Regions from separate parts of the Homo sapiens genome. Here region 2 is linked to region 1. The links are chromatin loops, found by intact Hi-C in ENCODE. Cell type or tissue: IMR-90. All regions are shown on one strand.

Region 1 (2,500 bases):
AAAGCAAGTTTATTAAGAAAGTAAAGGGGCCGGGCGCAGTGGCTCGCGCCTCTAATCTCAGCACTTTGGGAGGCCGAGGTGGGCGGATCACCTGAGGTCAGGAGTTCGAGACCAGCCTGACCAACATGGAGTAAACCCCATCTCTACTAAAAATAGAAAAATTAGCTGGGCATGGTGGCGCATGCCTGTAGTCCCAGCTCCTCAGGAGGCTGAGGCAGGACAATCTCTTGAACCCAGGAGGTAGAGGTTGCAGTGAGCTGATATTGGACCATTGCACTTCAGCCTGGTGACAGAGCAAGACTTTGTCTTTAAAATAAAAAAAGAAAAGATTTTGAAATATTTTTAAATATCTTAAGTCCATGCTAATTTGGAATCATTAAAAAGGAGGCAAAGAAAACCTTTTATCAGCAAGGTTTCTGTGACCTGTATCTTGTGCAGACCTCCTATTTCATCCTGTGACTTAGAATGCCAAACGTTCTGAGAATGCAGCCCAGTAGGTCTCAGCCTTATTTTACCCAGCTCCTATTCAAGATGGAGTCACTTTGGTTCAAACACCTCTGACGGGAGTCTCATTCGAACCTGTGGTGACATAGTCCTGCCTGTTTGTTTCTTATTGGTGACCTAACACATGACCTTGTGTTTTTATGTTAAGTGAGGTTGATCTCTTGGGGGAAACATTATCTCTCTTTTCTTTATTTCAGAGGGTATATTACCTCTCTCTGGAATTTTACATGGGCCGAACATTACAGAACACCATGATCAACCTCGGTCTGCAAAATGCCTGTGATGAGGCCATTTACCAGGTACATTGTTCCTAGATTTCTCTCATCCTGTCTCTTTAAATTTCATGTGCACTTCAGGAAACTTGGGGACATTGCACAAAAAAATAAAGTAAAATAAGAGTGAAAAATCGCCTCTATAGATGTGGCTATTACAAACTTTTAGAAATATACATCACTGGTAATCTCTCATTTAAGAGGAACAACCAGAAAAAGTTAGATAACTCGTTATGACTCATGAGAATTTTCTTTTGCAATCAAAGTCTTTGACAGCATTCCTCACAGATTACATTTCAGAAATTAGTGTCTGAACAAGCCTTTTAAAAGTACTTGAGTCTTCTGCTATCAGAATCACAATCTTTACTTTGGGCTTCTATCTCATTTTTAAGAAATGATCAAACTTTGTTATTCATGTATCAAGGCAATTTGTGAAAATGATCAGCTTTAAAAATTCTGTTGTCATACTTTCTCTGTTGCTTAATGAGATGTAAAATACACTTCCTCCTTAAAGGAGAAGCTTGAAGTCTTAACCCTAATGTGCTAAGTTGTTTTCATGAATATATTTAACTTTTTCTTTCCTGAGCTTCAGGCACCTTCATACCCAAAACAGGTAGCCCTTAACCTTTTTGATGTGGTTGAAAGGAGAAATGTGTATTTGCAAAGACACATTCTAAATGAGAGACTGTTCAAACTTTTCATTTCCTTTGCCATGGGATTGTCCCCTCATGTGTCCTTCGCTCAAGAACAAATACGTCTACAACCAGGTCATAGCTAACTCACATACATGTGGGTTAGGTGGAGTATTTCCTGTGAAAGAACCCCTGCAGGTCCTCTCCATGTCCCTTCCCTCTCCTTCCCCTAATATCAGCTGAAAATAACATCTCTCCCTTGGAGTAGCCTATAGCCAGGCAGGGTGATGTGATCCATGTCTACTTGCTCAAAATTTATATCATACTTTTTTTTTTTTTTGAGACGGAGTCTCGTCCTGTTACGCAGGCTGGAGTGCAGTGGCACGATCTCAGCTCCCTGCAATCTCCACCTCCCAGCCTCAGCCTCCTGAGTAGCTGGGATTACAGGCATGCACCACCTTGCCCAGCTCATTTCTGTATTTTTAGTAGAGATGGGGTTTCGCCATTTTGGCCAAGCTGGTCTCGAACTCCTGACCTCAGGTGATCCACCCACCTTGGCCTCCCAAAATGCTGGAATTACAAGTGTGAGTCACCGTGCCAGCCTATATCATGCTTTAGACTTACGTTTTTAGAATTTAAAAATTCTGAGTGTTAGCACCAGCAGTTGGCTTACACCAGGAACCTAGTAAGCTCTAATCTGCAGAGAGCAAATTTGAAAGGCCCTTTAACACTGAACAGAAGCATAACCAAGGTTGAACTCGTAAGATACAGTTGTCAAGACCTGTGTGACAGGTAGGAATCCAAACAGGTGCCATGGAAACGGGGGCACAACTTCAAGCACTGGTGCATCTTCCACATATGTCTTCAAATGTGCAAATTATTTTTCCATTTAAAAAAAATACCCAGTTTCATGGGTTGCCTAACTTCAGATAAGAACCCAGTTGTTTCACAGTAGGCCACCTTTAGCCATGCCTGGGCTAGATTAGCATCTAGTCAGGATGGAACAAGTCATTTGCCTGACCAACAATTCTTTCATCGTAAAATGAGCAATCCAATGTGATCTCCAGGGCTGCAGAGCTCTGTCATGGGTGC
Region 2 (2,500 bases), 290 kb after region 1:
TGGTTGATTTTAAGATTTTTATACTTAGTTTTAATTATTGGTGTGGTAATTCCTTTTGATGTTTAAATTGCTGCTGCTTTGGTGGCAGGAGCCCTTTCAATGTTGGTTCCTTTTTATTTCTCTTTGCTTTCTAATGTGACTAGATGTTCCAGGCTCATATTGTGCATTTTCTGCCTCAGTCCTGTACTCAACCATTCTAAGGATCCCTGGTTCCTTTCGATGGGGAAATAGTATTCAGGGATTGCACTCTTGTACTCATTGCTATTTGGTGGATTAATGCTTGTAGACCTTTTCAATGGACATATCTGGGAAATATGTTTTGTTGCTTTCTGGAAATAGAAATTCATTATGAGTTCATACTGTTGGCAGTTTAAGATTTCCAAGTTTTTACTTTTAGCTTTTTAAAAAAATGTTTAATTGTGATAAAATACACATAACAACATTTACCATCTTAACCATTTTTAAGTGTACAGTTTGTTGGCAGTAAGTACATTCACATTGAACTACCTTCTTTTTGCCTTAGGTTTTTATTTTTTTCTCATACTGAAAATCTTGGTTCCTGTTGACAATTATGTAACTATTCATTTGCTTTATCTGTAGCATAACTAGCTTTAAAAATAGTATCATCGACAATATGATTACTGAATAAAACAGAAGATTTCTTTGTAGTTTATTTTTTAAATTTAGGATATTTCCCGATGAGGAAGTACAATTTATTCTCTTTGGGCCGGGCACAGGGGCGCATGCCTGTAATCCTAGCACACTGGGAGGCTGTGATGGGAGGAATGCTTGAGTCTAAGGGTTTTGAGACCAGCCTGGGCAACATAGTGAGACCCTGTCTTTACAAAAAATAATAAAAGAAATTAGCCAGGCTTGGTGGTGCATGCCCATAGTCACACCTACTTGGGAGGCTGAGGTGGGAGGATTGCTTGAGCCCAGGAGGTTGAGACTGCAGTGAGCCGTAATTGTGCCACTGCACTCCAGCCTGGGTGACAGAGTGAGACCCTGTCTCAAAAATAAATAACAATAAATAAGTAATACATAAAATTCACTTTGAATTAATTTTTCTGAAGTATGCTTTAGCTGCTTCATGTACTCTTAGATTTGTTTACTTCATTTTGTTTTCACTTTTTAGGGATTGCTTTTTCTAAATTTTGATTTAATTTTGTTGTAAGTTACATAGGATATTTAAAAGGTTGCAAAATCAAAATGATAAAACAGAATGCATTTAGAAAATTAATTCTACCCCTGTCCTCTTCCACCCCATTTCCTTCCTCCCCCTGTAAATACCCAATTTTATTAATTTTTGTTACATATTTCATTGCAACACTTTATGAAAATAGATACAAATTACATATATATGTAAAATATGTATTCATATTATTCTCTTTCATATGTATTGTGTTAGGTTTCTGTAGCTGTAAAACACATTACTTCCAAACTCATTGGCATAAAACAATAAACATTTATTATCTCAGTTTCTGTGGTTCAGGATTTTGGAAGCGGCTTAGCCAGGTCATTCTGACTCAGGATCTCTCATGAAGTTGGAGTTCACACACGTCAGCTGGGGCTGCAGTTATCCGAAGCTTCGCTCTGGCTGAAAGATCCATTTCTTTCTTTCTTTTTTTTTTTTTGGAGACAGAGTCTCTCTCTGTTGCTCAGGCTTGAGTGCAGTGGCGCGCTCTCGGCTCACTGCATCCTCCATCTCCCAGGTTCAAGTGTTCTCCTGCCTCAGCCTCCTGAGTAGCTGGGACTACAGGCATGTGCCGCCACGCCCAGCTAATTATTTGTAATTTTAGTAGAGATAGGGTTTTGTCGTCTTGGCCCGGCTGGTCTCAAACTTCTGACATCAGGTGGTCCATCCACCTTGGCCTCCCAAAGTGCTGGGATTACAGGTGTGAGCCACTGCGCCCGGCCAAAAGATCCGCTTCTAAGTTCACTCACAAGGCTGTTAACAGGAGGCTTCAGTTCTGGCTGAAGGCCTCAATTCCTCACTCATGGGCTTCTCATGATATGGTATCTGGTTTCCCCCAGGGTGAGTGATGAGAGAGCAAGTACACTTGACCAAGGCAGAAGCTGCACGGTCTTTTATATCCTAATCTCAGAAGTCACACACCATCCTTTCTGCCATAAACTATTGGTCACACAGACAAGGGTGTGAATCCCAGGAGGACAGGGATAATTGGGGCCCAGGTTCACCTTACTGGCTGGCTACTACATATATGTATATATGGTGGTGTACTGTCCAGACTCTTTTTTCACATAATACATCCCGAATATTATTCCAGGGCAATAAATAGAAATCATCTTCATTCATGTTTACAGCTATATAATATAGTACTCTGTTCTGTGCGTGTAATAGTGTAATCATCCAGTTTGCTATTATTGGACATTTGGTTGATTTCTAGCCTTTTGCAACTATAGATGTTGCTGCAGTGACTAGCCTTATGCATATGCATTGTATGTTGTATTTAAATAAAAACAGTTTCTTAAACCACAT

Evidence for each region. Peaks named below come from ENCODE experiments on the same cell type or tissue, not always from the same donor. Only the 100,000 strongest peaks of a DNase experiment are listed, where the experiment ranks them.
Region 2: it touches region 1 in a loop (2.4-fold over the local background); 1 of 110 quality-filtered maps calls a loop at or near these places.

Annotation. Positions count from the first base shown.
Region 1 is chr14:50,936,039-50,938,538 of GRCh38, reverse strand. It overlaps PYGL (glycogen phosphorylase L), which reads left to right. Exons shown (of 20, transcript NM_002863.5): 2 at 702-803. Among named protein-coding and RNA genes, the nearest start is that of PYGL, 7.2 kb to the left of the region's middle. In IMR-90, no CTCF peak of the experiment used is centred here; a DNase peak (open chromatin) is centred at 1,038.
Region 2 is chr14:50,650,157-50,652,656 of GRCh38, reverse strand. All of the region lies in intron 2 of SAV1 (salvador family WW domain containing protein 1), which reads left to right. Among named protein-coding and RNA genes, the nearest start is that of SAV1, 17 kb to the left of the region's middle. In IMR-90, no CTCF peak of the experiment used is centred here; a DNase peak (open chromatin) is centred at 1,536; H3K27ac peaks cover 953 bases.